Regions from separate parts of the Homo sapiens genome. Here all the other regions are linked to region 1. The links are chromatin loops, found by intact Hi-C in ENCODE. Cell type or tissue: B cell. All regions are shown on one strand. Region 1 has its middle 33 kb from the start of IL21R. Region 2 overlaps IL21R (interleukin 21 receptor). Region 3 holds the start of LOC105371155 (a long non-coding RNA gene). Region 4 has its middle 47 kb from the start of C16orf82.

Region 1 (5,000 bases):
CCACTGCGCCTGGCCAAGAATTTCAAAACTGGGACTTCAGAGCATGACACTGAAGAGTAGGGGTCCTCCGAGCAGGGGGGTACGGGCTGCTGCCTGGCGCACAGCTGTGGAGCCAGCCTGCCCTACGTCCACTCTAACAAGAAAGGGTGGATGCCGATATGGAATGGGCAGGAATTTGGCAGGATCCTCTGGAAGTGAAGATTGAGTGCCAATAAAGAGGGAGAGGATGGGGATTGGGGAAGGAGCTTGAGGAAGAGTCCAGAGCCTAAAGTTGGATGCGTGAATGCACCTGCACGTTCATTTCCCATTGCTTCTCTGACAAATTTCCACAAGTTTAGTGGCCTAAAACTGAAATTTATGATCTTGCAATTCCAGAGGTCAGAAGTCTGAAACTGGTCTCACTGAGCTCAAAATCAGGGTGTTAACAAGGCTGTGTTCATTCCAGAAACTCTAGGGAAGTCTGTTCCTTGACTTTTCCAGTTTCAAGTGGTCACCTGCATTCCTTAGCCCATGGCCCTTCCCTCCATCTTCAAAGCCAGCAGCATAATATTTTGAAATCTCTCTCTGACTTGGCTTCTCCTGCATCTCTCACTTATGAAGATCCTTGGGATTATATTGGGCCTGTCTGGATAATTAAGGATAATCTCCCTCTACATCTCAGGTTCAGTTGATTAGCAACCCTGCTTCCATCTGTAACCTTAATCCCCCCCTTGCCATGTAATGTAACATGTTCACAGGTTCCAGGGATTGGGACATGGACATCTTGGGGGGTTCATTATTGTACCTACTACAATTTTTAAGGTTGCTTTATGACTGCAAAAGAAAACTCACAGTGGTTTAAAGAAAAGCACACTTACAGTTTATTTAAGAATTTAAGGTTGGTTTGATCACTTGGTGATGTAATCAAAGCCCCAGGCAGGCCTTCTTCTTCTTCCACTCCACCATATTCAGAATGCCTCCTTTCATCTCCAGGCTTGTCTCCTCATGATTGCAAAAGCACCATCCAAAGCAGAAAGGAAGGTGGCAAAGGAGCCTTCTCCTCCATGCTGCTTTTTGATTAGGAAGGAGAACTGCTGACTTGCTCTGTGGTTCCATGGCAGAGAGGAAGGTCAGGCAGCCCAGCTATGTTGACCAACTCAAGCTAAATTTGCTGCTAGAAATCAGGAAATCATGGATGGTGGTGGAAGGGGGAGGATGCGTAGGGCCTGGTGTGCCCAGGGCAGAGCAGCAGGTGGCCAAGAGCCTGTCCCAGGAAATGCCAGTTCCTGGGTGGGATCACGCTAAGGTGGGTCATCAGTATATAGGAGTGGTGGTTCAGGGCAGCCAGAATCAGAGATCAGCCTATAGCTGGGATCAAAGATCCATCTGTGGTGAGGGTCAGGGGTCAGCATGTGGCTGGGGCCAGCCTGCAACCAGGATCATGAGTAAGTCAGTAACATGGGTCGGGACTCAGTTCCTGGCTTGAGTCAGAGCTGTTCTGTGGCTGAGGACAGGAGGTGGACTGTGGCCAGGATCAGAAGTCAGTCTGTGGCTGGATCAGGGTCATTCTGTGGTTGGAGTCAGATATCATAATGGAGTTGGGATCAATCAGTTTAGTCTTCTCTGTCTGTCTTTCTCTCTGCATCTCTGCTTCTCTCTGTCTCATTCTCCTTTGCTGTAAACACCTGTTGGAAGCTCAGCAACTTGGGTCCATGGGGAAGAGGGAAGTTGAGTCTGGGCAAGGTCCTATAAGTCCCGGTATGGAAGAACATAAGGGAAAAAGAGAAAAATGTCAGGAATATAAAGATATTCCCTAGAAAAATGTCAGGAATATAAATATATGTATGTATGATGAGAAATGAATGATATAAAACCGCAAATACGCAAACACTGACTCTGCATGTAAACAACACACAGAAGTGGCACAAACAGATACAAACACAAGTGGGTTGAATGATGGGATTGGGACAATTTTTTGTCCTGGATTACTGTTGCTCCATTCTGCCCTTTTTGTAATAAAGTCAAATTAAATTTAGAATGTCATTATTTCCTCTAATTATGTTTTATACCCTCACCTCCCACAAAATCCACAGACATATTCAGTGTAATATTAAGGATAATGTTAGCAGACTAGGCATGGTGGCTCACATCTGTAATCCTAGCACTTTGGGAGGCCGAGGTGGATGGATTGCTTGAACCCTAGGAGTCTGGGACTAGCCTAGGCAACATAGTGATTCCCTGTCTCTACAAAAAATTAAAAAACAAATTAGCCAGGCTTAGTGGTGTGTGCACCTGTGGTCACAGCTACTTGAGAGGCTGAAGTGGGAGAATCACATGAGCCCAGGTGTTCAAGGCTGCAGTGAGCCGGGATTGGGCCACTGCGCTCCAGCCTGGGTGACAGAGAAAGACCCTGTCTCAAAAAAAAAAAAAAAAGAAGAAGAAGAAGAATGTTAGCAAATACTTTTAAGGCATTAACTATTTGCAGGCATAGTTCTTTTTTTTTGAGACAGAGTCCCACTTGTTGCCCAGGCTGGAGTGCAGTGGCACAATCTCCGCTTGCTGCAACCTCTGCCTCCTGGGTTCAGGCAATTCTCCTGCCTCATCCTCCCGAGTAGCTGGGATTACAGGCACCCGCCACCATGTCTGGCTGATTTTTGTATTTTTAATAGAGACAGGGTTTCACCATGTTGGCCAGGCTGGTCTCAAACGCCTACCTCAGGCAATCTGCCCACCTTGGCCTCCCATAGTGCTGGGATTACAGGCGTGAGCCACTGTGCCCAGCCGCAGGCATAGTTCTAAGGACCTCACAGGTACTAACATATTTAATTCTCACAATAGCTACATGAGGCAGATATTATAATGATTCCCATTTTACAGATAACGAATCAAGCACAGAGAGGTTACACGCTGGCCTGGCGCCACACAGCATATCTAATGGACATTAGGCTCTTTTGTCTGGTGCTGGGGGAATTTCTGGAAAATGCAGAGATGGAAGAGAGGTGGGATCGGGGCAGGGCGGGTGGGGAATCTCCCAGGCCAAGTTTTCTGGGCACGGCCTGGACCTGGAGCTGCTGGGATGGAGCAGGTGCTGATGCTGATGTGGTCACCAGAGGGCAGCAGGGACCAGGGAGCTGACTTCCTCTTCACACCCCCTCCACCCGGGGCGGTGCCCCTGACTTGTCAATAAACGTCGTGGAAACAGGTGGGATTTGGTGGAAGAACTGACACGGTCCCGCCACCATCACAGGCAAGTTAAGCTTGAGAGCAGCCTGGTGTCACCTGGCCTCCACCCACCACGTCATCTGCTGCTCACCCCACCACTGTGGCGTGCAGAGTACTGCTCTTGTGTGCCTTTTACCAAGGAGGAAATTTAGGCCCAGAGTGGGCAAACACTTTTCCCATGGTCACACAGCTTGGAATTGGAAAGGCTGGACCTAACCAGGCAGGGTGAGCGCAGAGCCCTTGTTCCTCTGAGTCTCTGTTCTGAGCTGGAACCAGGGAAGATGATGAGCCCATGGTATATACAGGGCGGTTAGCTAGGACTCTGGTTTGAAGCCTGGCTATGCCACTCGGTAACAGCACATCGTGGGCAAGTCCCATGCAGCCTCATCGGCTGCCGGGAGGATCCAGTGACGTCAGGCCTCCCTCGTGGTGGGAGCTCAAACACTTGCTGGGTTTTTTGTTTTTTCGGTGTTTTGCTTTTTGTTTTTTAATTAATAACTTTCGTGGGAAAAATAAAGTCAGAAAGGTTGTTCAACCGGATGTTCACGGAGATACTACGCCTTCAAAAACAAGCGCTCATTTCGTGATCGCCCACACAGTGCCAGATGCTGGGGCGGGGATGGGATTTCCGGTGGTTTTTCTTCACTTTCCTCTTTATATCTTCAGGCTTTCTCTGAATAGGAAAAGGTCTGCACGTGCTGATAGAGTAATCAGAAAAATGCAATAAGCCACTTTTTGTAAAAAAAAAAAAAAAATTCAGATGCACTCACTGCCTTCCTCCCCCCTTTCCCCCTCCCCTCATCCCCCACAAATTCTGTGTAAAGGCAGGGCTGAGGGAGTACCCCCAAATCAACATCTCTGAAAGCTCCCCCGCAGGGGCCCAGGCCACTCAGCCCACTCTGGCGCTGCTACCCAGGGGCGTCCCCTCCTGCCCTCTGGTCCAGCCCCGGAGGCTGAAACTCCCGCAGCCGGCATCTCACTGGGCCTATGACCCTGGACTTTTCCTACTTCCTGCAGGGTGGGGGCCAGCCTGAGTTGGGCCCACCTGATCCACCAGGTCTTCTCATCCCTCTGTAGCTTCCCAAAGCCCAGCCAGTTCAGTAATAGTTGCTGAGGCCAACAACTTGGATTTCTTTTGCCTAAGATCCTTTGTTGGGCTCCCAGTCCCATTGCATCTCTAGCAGTCAAATATATTTTCTATTTGCTGCCTAATTTTTAAATTAGATTTCTCTGAGACAATGCTCAGGCAAAGTGGATTCGAGCCGACATCTGCGTAGGTGTCAGGATGACATAAGCTGATATATCACGGCGGCTGGGAGCTCTTAGGTCAGACCCGGGTTCAAATCCTGGCTCCAGGATTTCCTAGCTGTGTGGTTCTAGGCTAATCCTCAACCTCTCTGGACCTGTTTCCTTATCTGTAAAATTGGGATAATCATTGAGCCTCCCAACTAGAGCTGTTTGGAGACGTAAATGACACAGTGGCTGGACGGCACTTAGCATATTGCTTGGCCCTAAACAGATAACTATTTTTATTTAAAATTATATTTTATTATAAAGAGCTTTTGGAGGCAAGAAGTCCAGAAGGCTAGTTCAGGCTCTGCCATTCTCTGGGTGACTTTGGGCAAGTCCCTTTTCCTCTCTAAAACTGTTTCTCCATCTGTAAACTGTGTGATTTGGGCAGCTAAAGGGATTGATTTTGGCTTAGAACAAGGTTTTTTTTGTTTTTTTTTTTTTTTCCTGAGACAGGGTCTCACTCTGTCATCCAAGCTGGAGTGCAATGGCACAATCTCAGCTCACTG
Region 2 (5,000 bases), 58 kb before region 1:
GGCATCTTGCTATGTTGCCCAGGCTGGTCTCAAACTCCTGGGATCACATGATCCTCCTACCTCGGCCTCTCAAAGTGCTGGGATGACAGGCATGAGTCACCACGCCCAGCACAAGGTGAATTTAAAGAGGGAGGAGACTGCTGACTATTTTGCCCTTGCTGAGCCTATTGATGTAGCATTGTGTGTGAAATTAAACTTGTGTATTTATCTATCTAACAAAGAAAGAGGGAGGGAAAAAGAGAGGAAGGGAGAGAGAAAAGGAGAAAAAACTAGTTTGGAAAGGGGGATCTGCTGAGGAGCAATTTTGGATCTTCCTTCCTATAAACATCCATGTTGTAAAAAAAAGCCAGTAAATTGGCTTTTTTATGTTTATTTTTTAGACAAAGTCTCACTCTATCGCCCAGGCTGGAGTGCAGTGGCCCGATCTTGGCTCACTGCAACCTCTACCTCCCAGGTTCAAGCGATTCTCCTGCCTCAGCTTCCCAAGTAGCTGGGAATACAGGTGGCCGCCACCACGCCTGGCTAATTTTTGTATTTTTAGTAGAGACAGGGTTTTGCCATGTGGACTAGGCTGGTCTCGAACTCCTGGCCACAGGTGATCCACCCACCTCAGCCTCTCAAAGTGCTGGAATTACAGGCATGAGCCACTGCACCCAGCCATCAATAAATTGGCTTCTTACTGAATAATAAATCCAAAGTTAACCCACAAAGTTAACCACTGCTGAATACTTAAGATAAGGTTAGCCCAATAATGAGGCTCCTTACTCCATCACAAAGCCCAGATTAGCCCACTCGGGAGCATGCTAGGAAATCCAGGCCTGACCAAACAGAGACAACCTGACCTCCTAATTTGGGCCAGGATGGAGAAGGAACCTCTTTGGGGAGCAGAGTGAGTTTATCCAGAAAGAGTGCCCTCTACTGTCTTGGGCAGAGGAATGCCCCACCAGTCTGGCGATGCCAGGCTTCTCCTGGGACTTGTCTGTTTCACCCACCAGCTCTGTGTCTGTTTGAGGAAGTGCCAGCCAGAGGGCAGTGGTCCACCTGCCCAGACTCAGGAGCCCCTCCCAGACCAGCCCCTATAGACAAGAATGGAGCTAAAGCTAAACCTAAGAGGGATGCCCCATGCAGGACCCAAGTCACAGGCATGGCTTTCTCCAGACGCCATCCCTGACTCCACAAGGGGAAGATCCTCCTCCTCTGTGCCGGGGTTCCCAAAGATCCTACTCTGGCCCCATCCATAGTTCCCTCTGACCTCCCTCACAGAGCCATCAAAGAACCCTGGGGCAGGGCACAGGCTGGGGGGCCAGGAAGGTTCAGATGACCAGCTGTGTGGCTCCGGGCCAGTCCCTTGCCCTCTCTGAGCCTTGTAAAGTGGAAACAGCAAGGCCTGCTTCCAGGCTTGTGAGAATTCAAGGAGGTGATTTGCATAAAACCCTGCAGATGGCCCCCATCACATAAACACTCAAACAACAGCTGTAATTGATGGAGAAGGTAGAGCCTCAGAAACAGAGGGGGTCTCAGAATGATCTAGCCAAGAGTTGCCAAAATATCTCATATCCAAAATTTTGGCCATATTTGTATATTGTGTGCACTGTTGTTTATTTTAATACATATTTTAATATATTTTCTATAGATAAGCACACTTAAAAATTTAACTCCAGCATCATCCTAAGCAATAACATCACTACTCAAATAAAATAATGTTGAGGTAGATGCAGTTTCAACCTGCTTTTAGGAATATGAATCCTGTGTGATTCCAACCCCTGCAGAGGTCCTGTTATCACACTTTGAAGATGTGGCCTCTGATCGCAGGAGGGGGAGTCTGTGTCTGCCCCCTCACTATTCTGTCCACATCCATCACCCCAGCCACGGTGCGAGTCCTGACATAGCTCTGTCCCCGTCACTCCCTGATGGTTTTATCTTGACCACAGCACAGCAAAAAGTGCAAACTCCTTTGCCCAGATTCAATATTCCTCATCTCCAGCTTGACCAACATAGCAAGACCTTGTCTCTACCAAAAATAAAAATAGAAGTAAAAATAAGTTAGCCGGGTGCTGTGTGCCTGTGGTCCCAGCTATTCGGGAGACTGAGGAAGGAGGATCACTTGAGTGCCGGAGGTCCAGGCTGCAGTGAGCCATGATTGCACTATTGCACTCCAGCCTGAATGAAAGAGTGAGACCCTGTCTTTAAAAAAACAAACAGACAAACAAAAAACTCCTCATCCCTCCTAATTTCTTACCTCTGCCTACATCACAGAGCCCTAGGGATGTGGAGGGGGTACCTGCTGCTTCTGCCTGCCCGGCGTCTCTTCCCAAAGAGCTCCTCTATCTGAGCTGCCTCTAGTGGTTTGCCTGAGGCTGACTCCACCCCATGCTCCACAAAGTGGGCTCCTGACCCAGGCTTGGCCAATCAAAACACCCCATCTGTCTGACCACAGTGATTGCATCAGGGATGGATGTCAACCCAGGCAAGGCCAGTGAAAGCAGTCCTGAGATTTTTTTTCTAGAACTCTAGAAAACTGACACTTTTTTTGGTATCTTCTCAGAGCTTGTAGCCATCTTTGTCACCTCTTAGAGACAGCCTCCTTGAAAATGACAGCCATACTGAGAAATACAGGTCAGGAGTCCCCATGGCATCATGGGAGGTCCTGGATCCAGCCATATCTGATGTCCACCCTGTGGATTTCTCATTCCCATGAGCCAAAAACCACCTATGTTGCTTAATCATGTTGAATTCTATTTCTGTCACTTGCCACCAAAGATCCCTGACACAGTGGAGTTGAGAAAAGGGCTCAGAATTTGAAGCCAGAAGATCTTGAAGCAAATAGTAGCTCTTCTCTGGCTCTTTTATTCTCTGAACTCAGTTACCATCTCTGAAATGGGGACAATAGTGCTCACTGCACCTGGCAGTGAAGAAGAGGCTGTGAGAAAGCAGATGTGGTAGTGCTTCACGGACTGTGAAGTGCTGTACCAGTGCACGGGTTTCCTGCCATTACTGGCTGACTGCCCTGAATTACTCATCGTCTCCCCGGCAGCCCAGGCTTCGTCATGCATCTTTGCCTCTGCTGGAGCAGACTCCTGCCCTCCAACACCTTTCCCCTCCCATCCTCTCAACTCAACTTTCATGGTCCATGTGCTGTATCCCTGCAGCCACACTGGAGTGTTCCAGAACTCCTGCCACTAGCCTATTGCGTTTGAGGTTTTCACTGGTGCTACTATTAATTATCCACTTACTATTGATCTTTACCTTGCCTCCTATTTTTTACTCCAATAAACATGTCTCAAAAATATTATATCATGACCATCAGCAGATAACTGGCATGAAATAGGCAGTGTGCGCCATGCTGGTCAAGACACAGACTATGGAGCTGGCTGGTCTCAGTTCAAATCCCAGCTCTGCCACTTATAGGCTTTGTGGCCTTGGGCAGTTTGCTTAACCTTTCTGGGCCTCATCTGTAAAATGGGAGTAATGATAATCACAGCACCTGCCTCATAGGTCTTTGGGAGAATTAAATTAGTCAACATTTATAAAGCATTTAGAACAGTGCCTGGCATATAGCAGATATTATATAAGTGTTACTTAAACAAAACAATCAACTTACCATAAAACTAAATACAATACAACATAAAAACTAAATACAAGAAAAACAAAGGCAGTAATTGAATTTTAGTGACATGCTACTGCCTGCCTGAGAGTCCTAGAAACTGGAGATGTGGTTTGTCTTTGTTTAAAGTTAAGAAAGGGAGGCCGGGCACACTGGGTCATGCCTGTAATCCCAGCACTTTGGGAGGCCGAGGTGGGAGGATCATTTGAGGTCAGGAGTTCGAGACCAGCCTGGCCAACACGGCGAAACCCCATCTCTACTAAAAATACAAAAATTAGCCGGGTGTGATGGTGTGTGCCTATAATCCCAGCTACTCAGGAGGCTGAGACAGGAGAATTGCTTGAACCCAGGAAGAGGCGGAGGTTGCAGTGAGCAGAGATTACACCACTGTACTCCAGCCTGGGCAACAGAGCAAGACACTCTGTCTCAAAAAAAAACAAAACAAAACACAAAAAAAGAGAGAGTAGTGTTTAAGATGCGATAGCACCAAATTGAGAATCTTGCCTCCTCCATCAGCAGGGCAAGTGATGAAAGAGCCTACGCTTTCACTAGGGGATCCAGGGATATTTAACACTGTTTAAAATAAACTGCTCACTTCTGGGAAACATCAGCTTAAAAACACAGACTTTCTCCATCACTCCCTCCTCATGCTCCCACAGCACCAAATGGGGCCTACCCTAATTCCACTGCCTTCTCTGCCCCGAATCCATCCCCTTTTGGGTCTTTGCACGCAGGCTGACCCCTGAGGGCAACAGCACCTTATCCTCAGATACAGATCGGGCCACCATGTGTGTTTCCTACAAGGACAGAAGGTGTCTTAGGAGGCTTCCTGCTACAGGAGCCCCTTGATATGGTTTGGATATTTGTCCCACCCAAATCTCATGTTGAAATGTCATCCCCAATGTTGGAGGTGGGGCCTGGTGGGAGGTGATTGGATCATGGGGGCGGATTTCTCATGAATGGCTTAGTGCCATCCGCTTGGTGATGAGTGAGTTCACCTGAGATCTAATTGTTCAGAAGTGCGTGGCGCCTCCCCCTTTTGCTCCAGCTGTCGCTATGTGATGTGTCTGCTTCTGCTTCACCTTCAGCCTTGAGTAAAGGCTCCCTGAGGGCCTCCTTACCAGAAGCCGAGAAGATGCTGGCAGTATGCTTGTACAGCCTGCAGAACCATGAGCCAATTAAACCTCTTTTCTTTATAAATTACCCAGTCTCAGGTATTGCTTTATGGCAATGCAAGAATGGCCTGACACACCGCTGCAGCACCCAACCTCTGCAGTCTCCTACGGAGGAGTGAAGTGCACCTGACTTGGAGTGTGCCAGGTCCCAGCTGTGCGTCTTTGGGCAAGTTCTCTAACCCCTCTGATTCTCTGTTTTCTCATCCATAAAATGGAGGTCA
Region 3 (5,000 bases), 210 kb after region 1:
TTCCAGTTTTTGTTTTGTTTTGTTTTTATTCAAATACAAGCAACCGTGTGTGTGTGTGTGTGTGTGTGTGTGTGTGTGTGTGTGTGTGTGTGTGTATTTATGTTCCCCCTCCTTAATTACACAACAGGTAGCAAACCCTACATACTCTTCTATAAGCTGTGTTGACGAAAAGAGTCAAACTGTAAAATATTTAAAGAGATTTATTCTGAGCCAAATATGAGTGACCAATGGCCCATGACACAGTCCCCAGAAGATCCTGAGAACATGTGCCTAATGGGTGCCTAAGGTGGTTAGACTACAACTTGGTTTTATACATTTTAAGGAGACTTAAGGCATCAATCAATACACATAAGATGTACATTGGTTGGATCCGGAAAGACAGGACAACTGGAGGTGGGGGCTTCCAAGTCATAGGCAGATTCAAAGTCTGATTGGCAATTAGTTGAAGAGTTATTATCAATAGAAAGGAATGTCTGGGTTACAATAAGGGGTTGTAGAGAACAAAGTTTTTTTTTGTTTTGTTTTTTGTTTTTGAGACGGAGTCTCACTCTGTTGCCAGGCTGGAGTGCAGCAGAATGATTTCAGCTCACTACAACCTCCGCCTCCCAGGTTCAAGCAGTTCTTCTGCCTCAGCCTCCCCAGTAGCTGGGACTACAGGCGCGCACTACCATGCCCAGCTAATTTTAGTATTTTTAATAGAGACAGGGTTTCACCATATTGGCCAGGCTGGTCTTGAACTCCTGACCTTGTGATGCACCCGCCTTGGCCTCCCAAAGTGCTGGGATTACAGGTGTGAGCCACCGAGCCTGGCCCAGACCAAAGTTTTGTTATGCAGATGCAGCCTCCTGGTAGCAGGCTTCAGAGAGAATAGATTACAAATGTTTCTTATCAGACTTAAAGAGCCTGTCTATCCATAATTCCAAAAGGGAGGAGGATATAACGAGGAGTGTCTCGCTCCCTCTTTCCATCACGGCCTTGAACTAGTTTTTTGGGTTAGTTTTGGAATGCTCTGGCCGAGAGAAGGGGTCCATTCAGATGGTTCGGAGGGGGCCTTAGAATTTAATTTTGGTTTACATCTGCTTTCTTCCCCCCACTTTACAGTGTACTGTATTGTGAAGATCTTTCCATATCAGTGCAGAGACAGCTTCCTCACTGTTGTTTATGTTATTTATGGCTGTAGAGTGGGGTGTGCTGGCACCAGCTGGCTGATGGTGTGCTGGCTCCGAAGAACTGATTGCTAAACCTTCAGCGATTTTGTGAACCAATTGATTTCACATAGGTGGCTTGAAATAGGCCACAGTGGTAGTATTTGCACAACAGAAATGGGCAAACTGTCTACCTCAGGGCTTCCCACTCAGACAGCTGGTTGTTAAACGTTTATTGCACACCTCCCATTGTATAGATATACCAAGGTTCAGGTAGCCAGTCTCCCATACATGGATACTTGAATTATTTTAAATATTGTTTTTTATGGCCGGGCATGGTGGCTCCTGCCTGTAATCCCAGCACTTTAGGAAGCTGAGGTGGGCGGATCACTTGAGGTCAGGAGTTTGAAACCAGCCTGGCCAACATGGCAAAACCCCATCTCTACTAAAAGTACACACACACACAAAAACCTAGCTAGGCCTGGTGGCAGACGCCTGTAATCCCAGCTACTCGGGAGGCTGAGGCAGGAGAAACACTTGAACCTGGAAGGTGGAGATTGCAGTGAGCCAAGATTGCACCACTGCACTCCAGCCTGGGCGACAGTGAGACCCTGTCTCAAAAACAAACAAACAAACAAACAAACACAAAAAACAACAACAAAGTATTGTTTTTTTATAAATGATGCTTCAATACGTGACAGATATCTGACCTGAGAAGGAAGAGAAAGGGGATTGTGACAGCCACTAGGATAGAAATTACAATAAGCCCCTAGCCTTACCACTATAAAGAGTGGGATTCTTGGAGCAGCTGCCTTGACATCCAGGAGCTTGTCAGAAATGCAGACTCCCAGGCCCCATGACAGAACTGCTGAATTCGACCAGGACATTAATGTGTGCTACAAAGATTGAGAAGCACTTCCCTGACAATCTGCGTGTGTGTGTGTGTGTGTGTGTGTGTGTGTGTGTGGTTGATTCTATTCTTTTTCTTTGTAGAGATGGGGTTTTGCCATGTTGCCCAGGCTAGTCTCAAACTCTTGGCCTCAAGTGATCCACCTGCCTCAGCCTCCCAAAGTGCTGGGATTACAGGCGTGAGCCATCGCACCCAGCGTATTGATTATATTCTATTTTATACTTTATTTAATTCCTTTTTGTTGTTCTGAGGTCTTATTTATTTTTAAGAATATAATTTTATCTTTACATGTTTAGAAAAATTAGAAAATGTGGATAACACATAACTAAGAAAATAATAGCTTCCTTTCCTTCTGTCCAGAGTCTATCACTATTAACCCCTTTGAGCATCATTTCCAGGTCTTTTCCTGTGCATGCCTTCATACGTGTTAAATCAAGTTTAGCCTAAAGCTGCCTCCTTACGTATTTTAAGTTTGGCCTAAAGGGTTCTCCGTACATGGTGAACTGTAACCTAAACGGAGGTGTAAAGAGACTGTAACCGGTTCTTGTGCCAATCACCGAGTTTTGGCCCATCAGAGATGGTTTGAATGGTTTGCCCGGCTAATTTTTAATTTTTTTTTGGAGCGATGGGGGACTTGCTGTGTTGGCCAGGCTGGTCTGGAAGTCCTGGCCTCAAGCGACCCTCCTGCCTCTAAGGTGGCGCTTTTAACCCTTTGTGTACCACCACCACAAACCGCGGCCCAGTGCGTTAATGGGTGGAGGGAGGGGGAAGGGGAACGCTGAGAGCCCCCTTGTGGCCGACCAGGGTATTGCGTGTGCCCAGGCTGAGTGGGAACAAGGAGCGTTAAGAGTAGATAATTGTAGCATTGCAGGTGGGCTACAGATTTAGAGACAGGAGACCACGTGCCTACATGCACGAGCGTGCACACGCACTTACACACATACACACACGCCTGCACACATACACACATGCATGCACACCCTGATAAGTGACCCATTCCTTAGCCAAGGCTGCACAAGCGTGGTTCCCCAGAGCAGGAGCAAAGTCCGTTTATTTGCCATGAACTTCCCCTGACTCCCTCCCTGGTTGTCAGCTTTCTGTATCCTTTTCCTTGTAGCTATGGCCCTTCCAGAGCCGAGAGAGCAGCAGAGCTCTTGCTGTGGCCTAAACCTTACATGCTTGAACCTGACAGTGGAGGAACTTCCCTAGCAACCTGGGCACTAACTTTGACCACTAATGGCTTTGGAACCAGGTTCCCTAGCAGTGAGGCTGCACCCTTACCCCGGGAAAGAAAGCAGGGCCAGGACCCAGGTTCTCCTGAGCAGTGTCTATGCTGCCACCTGCCCAGAGTGCAGGGGCGTCCTCTTCTAATAGGTGACATGTATTGAGCACTTACTGTATGCTGGGAGCTGCCTGTGCTTTCGCTTTATCTGATTTAATCCTCACAGCAACTCTCTGACATGGATTAAGCACTTAGTGAATACTAGTTGAGTGGATGCATGATTATCCCTTCGAATTAGATCTTATTCTTATTCTCCTGTTAGCTCCCTGACCTCCTTTTTTGTTTTTGTTTTTGTTTTGAGATGGAGTCTCACTCTTGTCTCCCAGGCTGGAGTGCAGTGGCACAATCTTGGTTCACTGCAACCTCCGCCTCCTGGGTTCAAGTGATTCTTCTGCCTCAACCTCCTGAAAAGTTGGGATTATAAGTGTGCGCCACCACACCCGGCTAATTTTTGTATTTTTAGTAGAGACAGGGTTTCACCATGTTGGCTAGGTGGGTCTTGAACTCCTGACCTCAAGTGATCCACCTGCCTCAGCCTCCTAAAGTGCTGGGATTACAGGTGTGAGCTACCACATCTGGCCTCAGACTTCACTTTCTACCAGTCTCTGTGCTTCTGGCGCCCCGGCTTCCTTGCTGTTCCTGGACTACTCTTGGTGCACTCCTGCCTCAGGGCCTTTGCACTTTTCCTTTGCCTGAACTCTGCACCCAGATATCCACGTGGCTGGCTTCCTTCCCTACTTCATCAGGCCATTATTCCAACCTCCCCTTCTCTGTGAGGCTTTCCCCAAACGCCTTATTTAAAATTACAACACTCCTTCCCTCCCTCCTTATTCTCTTTCCCTACTTTATTTTCCCCAAGCAAGCATTATCTTCTCCCATTCTATACACAGTACGTCCTGGTCTTGCTCATTGTTGATCTCCGCTACTTGGATCTACACCTCTTCTCCCCTTCTGGCAGGGATCTCTGCCTTCGCTGCTATCTCCTGGCTACCTGTGCCAGGGCCTAGTTCAGAGTAGATGCTCAGTACATATATATTGAATATATCTTGAATGTATGAAAGAACAAATGAGTTTCCTTTCTACAAAGGAGGGGACTGAGGCGCAGAGAAATGAGCTGATCACTTGTCCAAAGTGACATGGCAAATAAATGACAGCTGTGGGATTCAAGTCCTGCCAGACTCCTAAGCTTGGAAGGTAGGGTTGCCTGGGAGAAATGCTGGATGGGTCTTTTTTGATGATCACTAAAGTAAGTTGCCTTTGAGTGAAAAGGATTCAGTAGCTGAAGTTTGCAAACACAGTGCCACGAAGCCCTTGCCGCCCTGCCTTCCTGTCCGGGAGATGGCTCCAGGTAGCTCCAGGCAACCAGAAGATGTGCTGGGATGGAGGCTGTGGATATCATCTTTGGTGTTATTTTGCTTCTAGAGATGGGAGCTCTTTTCTGAGCCTATTTGTAGGGACATCTGCATATACGAGCCACCTATCTGGTAAGTCCTTCCCATGGTCCGAGGCCTGTACAGCAGAACCCGGGCATGAGCTCAGGACTTTGTCTATACTACTGCAATTATGTAGTTAATTGTGCCAGTGTGTCCATTAGCTGACATAATCAGGGAGTGAATTAACTTCTGCTTTTCTGGCTATATTTCAAAGGCATTTTTAAATGCTT
Region 4 (5,000 bases), 260 kb after region 1:
TTGAGATCAGGTGGGTGCCCATGCTAAGTTCAATGAGATGCACTGGGAAGTTACTGAGCTTTTCTTTCCTTTTCTTTTTCTTTTCTTCCTTTTTTTTTTTCTTGTTTTTTTTGAGGCGGAGTCTCACTCTATCGCCTAGGCTGGAGTGCAGTGGCATCATCTCGGCTCACTGCAACCTCCACCTCCCAGGTTCAAGTGATTCTCCTGCCGCAGCCTCCTGAATAGCCGGGATTACAGGGATGCGCCACCATGCCCAGCTAATTTTTGTCTTTTTAGTGGAGAGGGGGTTTCACCACATTAGCCAGGCTGGTCTCAAACTCCTGACCTCAGGTGATCCACCTGCCTCAGCCTCCCAAAATGTTGGGATTACAGGCATGAACCACCACGCCCAGACAATTACTGAATTTTTCTGAACCCTCCTGAGTCCTTCACCACGTCCACATTGCTCTTACACGCCTGGGACTCCTGCACTGCTCCACACCAGCTTGTGCATGGAGAGCTCTGGAAGCCTCTCCCAGCTACATTAGTCTAGGCACCGCCCCTACCTTCACAGGTCCACCTTCCTCTCCTGATTGGGCTTCAGCCTGGGTGGGGAAGACCCGGGACCCTTTCCCAGGGACCCTTCAGCATCTCATTCTCTTTGCTGCTCTTCAAATCCCTGGCATGGGGCAGGGCAGTGCTGGCTGCCTTACGTGCCTGGGTCTCATTGCTCCTTTCCACGACCCCAGTATGTTGGGTTCCATTTGGGTTTCCTTTTTAATAGATGGCGGAACTGAGGGCCAGAGAGGCAATGGGCATAGCAGAGCCAGGAGTGAAACCCAGGTGTGTCTGAGCCCTGTGCCAAAGCTCTTTCATCAGCACCCAGCTACTTCTCAGGAAGCACAACTGGGGATGTTACTGAAGTGCGAGAATTTGTGGACCCTGAGAGGTGATGTGGAGAGATTTGAGGCAAGAAAGGCCTGATCATAACCTGGAAAAGAGACCCCAGGGCACCCTCTGCCTTCAGGGGTTCCAGAGTGAGTGTCCTCACTCTCTCCAGAGTGAACATAAAGCTTTTTTTAATTCCACAAATATTTATCAAGACCCCTTATGTTCACTACTGCCAGGACTACAGCAGTGAACAAAAAGACTAGTGGAAAAAAAGACTGCCCTTGTGTAAGTAACTCTTTTTTTTTCAAAAGACAAGATCTCACTCTGTTACCCAGGCTGGGAATACAGTGGTGAGATCATAGCTCACTGTAGCCTCCAGCTCCTGGGCTCAAACAATCCTCCCACCTCAACCTCCCATGCAGCTGGGACTACAGGCACACACCACCATGCCTGGCTAATCTTTTTTTTTTTTTTTTGTATTGTTGTAGAGATGGGGTTGTGCTATATTGCCCAGACTGGTCTCAAACTCCTGGGCTCAAGCAATCCTTCTGCCTAAGCCTCCCGAAGCACTGGGATTATAGATGTGAGCCACCATGATGCTTGGCCAGAATCAACATTGCTATAGGTATAAACAGAAACAAACCCACAAAGAACTGAAGAGGTTAATTCTGGATTGGTTATCAGTCAAGTGAAGGATATGGATGAGTGTGTGTGACAGGTGGTCAGGGAAAGCCTCCCTGAAGAGTGACATTTGGGCTGAGACCAGCTGCATAAAGATCTGGGAACAGTGTCCCAAGGTAGATGGAACAGAAAATATGTGGCACTAACGAGGCCACAGGCTTGGTGCAGCTGAGGGACAGAAAGGAGCCAGGTATGGCCAGAGCATAGCAAAGGAGCTGGAAGAGTTGTGTGAGGGGGTTGGGAGCTGGGCAGGGGCTAGAGCATGAGGGTCTTATTGCCAGTTACCGTGCAGGCAGGATACAGACAGCACACTCAAGGGGTGGGGTCATTGGTGAAAGTTTAGTGAAAGAATGAAAGGACTCTTTTTGTTTTTTTTGAGACAGGGTCTCACTCTGTTGCCCAGGCTGGAGTGCAGTGGTGCGATCACGGCTCACTGCAGCCTCGACCTCCTAGGCTCAGGTGATCCTCTTGCCTCAGCCTCCCTCTTTATGGAGGTGTGGATCAGGTTGAGAGAAACTGAAAAGAGGTAACAAAGGACTTTGGGACCAGCAGCAGTGGGGCACTTGTTACCATCTTCAGTCCTAAATGGGCCAGGAAGGCCCTGTTAGTTAGGGGAACCCAGCCAGAGCGGTAGCTGTAGGAGGTGGCCCACAGCTCTCACCCAAGGGACCCAGCTGCTGTCACCCATGGCCAAGCAGAGAGGAAGCCGGGGAGTAATACCCCACCTCTCTCTCCTCCTGCTCGCTGACCTCCTGCTTCACCTCTTACTCCTATTGGTTGAAGTCAATCAGGAGCCAGATGGCAGAGAGCAAAGGTTGATGCAGCCTCTGCAGGTCAGCCTCCAGACACAGGTCAGGTCTGAGTACTGGGCCGGGTGCAGAAGGCTGGAGAGGAAGCCCGAGGACAAACGGAAACTGCAGCACAGTCAGAACAGGCAGCGTGCATTTTATTCTGAGGTCAATGAGAAGCCATGGCTGGGTTTAAGCCGGGGTGGGATCTGATCTGGATTGTCTTACCCTCTCAGGCTGCTGTCTGGAGGGTGGGGAGGTGCGTGGCAGTGGAGGCTGCCGGAGCTATTCGGGTTGGTGGTGATGGGAGCTTGGGCCCGGAGGAAGCAGCAAGGCTGGAGAAGAGAGCAGGGCCTTGTGTTGATATCTGAGGTGAAACTGACAGGTGGTGGTGGATTGGGTGCAAGGGAGTCAGGTCATGTGATAAAGAAGCACGAGGGACCAGGCGCAGTGGATCTCTCCTGTAATCCCAGCACTTTGGGAGGCGGAGGCAGGTGGATCACCTGAGGTCAGGAGTTCGAGACCAGCCTGGCCAACACGGTGAAACCCTATCTCTGCTAAAAATACAAAAATTAGCCGGGCATGGTGGCAAGTGCCTGTAATCCGAGGTACTTGGGAGGCGGAGGCAGGAGAATCACTTGAACCCGGGAGGCAGAGGTTGTAGTGAGCCAAGATTGCACCACTGCACTCCAGCCTGGGCGACAAGAGCAAAACTCCCTCTCAAAAAAAGAAAAAAAAAAAAAAAGATGCACACACAAAAAAGGAAGAAAAATAATGGATGGCTTAATCTCAGCCTCTCTTGAAGCTCAGGAAGCTCACAGCAAAGTGCATATGACTTTACCCTCTGGATTTGCTCCCTTTGCCTACCCTCACCACTTCACAGGGAAAGGGGGCTTAGATGAAGTCCTTAGGAGAACCTATGTGGCAGATGTCCTCCTTACAGCTGAAGGAGTCTGGCATCAGAGAAGTTAAGCCATCTGCCCAAGGTCACACAGCACATCTGTGCACGTGAGGATTTGGACCTGGGTCTGTCTGATTCAAGGAAGCCCTGTGTAGGACTCAGGTGAGATATCTTGCATTAGACATCAGCCTGGAACTGGAGCTTTACTGCCCCAGGAGCTCTGCTCTAGAGACGGGATGTAAGTGCACCATCACGTGCACATCATTTGGGACTAGCTGGAGGAAATACATGAGCATTTGTGGCATGCAAGAAAGTGAGCAGAGCAGGAGCCTAGCAGACTTTTCTTTCTTTTTTTTACTGTTAAAGAATTGGGGGACAAGGAAGGGGACTAACATTTATGACATTCATTCATTCATTCATTCATTCATCCATCCATCCTTTGGTTCAATGATCCAGGTTTCTTGCTGGGCAGGCAAGTTACTTGCATTGTCTCATTCAATCCCCCAAATGAACAATCCAGCCAAGGCAGGAACCCCGCTTCATCCCTGTTTTGCAGGCCTGAGGAAATGGAGGCTCTGTGAGGGGAAGTGACTTGCTCAAGGTAACAGACCCACCCCCTCTCTCTTCCCTAAAACATTTTCCCCTCAGCGTAGCATCCACCCGGCAGCAGACTGTAGAGGGCAGGGGGTGCTGAAACCAGGCTGTCTGTTTAAATCTTGGTTCCCCTTTAATAGAGCTGTGACCTTGATTTCCACATTTGTAGAATGGGTTAGAAATGGTATCTACATCAAAGGCCTGCTGTGGAGATTGATGGAGATAAGGGATACAAATGCCTGCAGAGCAAGGGCTCAGAGTACTTTGGCTATCACTGTGATCTCCCTTCCCGAAATCGGTGTCAAGTTCAAGCTCCTTGAGGGAGGCTTCTCAGCCATCTCTGGGCTCTGTTAACTCACAAGCACCAGATCAACTCTGCTGCCTTCCCTGAGATGCTGCAGGGCCAGGTCCTGCGGGTGGGGGCGCAGGGATGGCAGGACAAACTCTGCCTTCGAGCTGTCATACCTGGTGCAGGAGACAGATGCAGGGACATGGCACATACACCCCCATGTAGTTAAGTGCAATTGTAAAGATGAGTTCAAATAAGAGCCATGATAATGGTGACCCCCAACCCGTCACTTTTTTTTTTTTTTTTTTTGAGACGGAGTTTCGCTCTGTCGCCCAGGCTGAAGTACAGTGGCACGATCTCGGCTCACTGCATCCTCCGCCTCCCTGGTTCAAGGGATTCTCCTGCCTCAGCCTCCCAAGTAGCTGGGATTACAGGCGCCCACCACCAGGCCCGGCTAATTTTTGTATTTTTAGTAGAGATGCGGTTTCACCATGTTGGCCAGGCTGGTCTCGGACTCCTGACCTCAAGTGATTCGCCCACCTCAGCCTCCCAAAGTGCTGGGATTAGAGGCGTGAGCCACCACACCCGGCCCCCAACCCATCACTTTTTAGTGTATCACCTTGTTGTATTTATTTCTTAGTACTTATTAATATTCAGATCATCGTGTGCATTTGTTGGTTGACTTTTGTATCGCCTGTCTTCAGCACTAAGTACCATATTTACCACGATCTCCTCACTGTCTAACATAGCTCCTGGCATCCAGCAGACACTCCGTAAATATTAATTGAATGTACCAGTGAGTTGTTGGGTGAAATGAAGCCCCACAAGTCAGCACTGTCCCTCCTGACATGGAGGAGAGAGGCAGGAGATAGGTGGC

Evidence for each region. A loop is a pair of places that touch in the nucleus more often than their neighbours do. Peaks named below come from ENCODE experiments on the same cell type or tissue, not always from the same donor. Only the 100,000 strongest peaks of a DNase experiment are listed, where the experiment ranks them.
Region 2: a loop joins it to region 1, with 6 times the contacts of the local background. A loop is called at or near these places in 5 of 110 quality-filtered maps.
Region 3: it touches region 1 in a loop (15-fold over the local background); 32 of 110 quality-filtered maps call a loop at or near these places.
Region 4: it touches region 1 in a loop (16-fold over the local background); 4 of 110 quality-filtered maps call a loop at or near these places.

Annotation. Positions count from the first base shown.
Region 1 is chr16:27,366,400-27,371,399 of GRCh38, reverse strand. No RefSeq gene overlaps it. Among named protein-coding and RNA genes, the nearest start is that of IL21R, 33 kb to the left of the region's middle. RefSeq lists a silencer at 1,386-1,586 and enhancers at 3,600-3,679, 3,710-3,769. In B cell, CTCF peaks have their summits at 2,878 and 3,081 (motif pointing right); DNase peaks (open chromatin) are centred at 2,314, 3,229 and 3,629; H3K4me3 peaks cover 1,307 bases; H3K27ac peaks cover 3,817 bases.
Region 2 is chr16:27,424,601-27,429,600 of GRCh38, reverse strand. The region is part of intron 1 of IL21R (interleukin 21 receptor); the gene reads right to left. Among named protein-coding and RNA genes, the nearest start is that of IL21R, 25 kb to the right of the region's middle. In B cell, no CTCF peak of the experiment used is centred here; DNase peaks (open chromatin) are centred at 980 and 2,990; H3K27ac peaks cover 2,213 bases.
Region 3 is chr16:27,153,051-27,158,050 of GRCh38, reverse strand. LOC105371155 (a long non-coding RNA gene) reads left to right here and starts at 3,920. Exons shown (of 3, transcript XR_950956.2): 1 at 3,920-4,531; 2 at 4,636-4,821. In B cell, CTCF peaks have their summits at 2,657 and 2,857 (motif pointing left); a DNase peak (open chromatin) is centred at 2,850.
Region 4 is chr16:27,110,928-27,115,927 of GRCh38, reverse strand. No RefSeq gene overlaps it. Among named protein-coding and RNA genes, the nearest start is that of C16orf82, 47 kb to the right of the region's middle. RefSeq lists enhancers at 2,546-2,735, 4,838-5,000. In B cell, no CTCF peak of the experiment used is centred here; a DNase peak (open chromatin) is centred at 2,227; H3K27ac peaks cover 1,647 bases.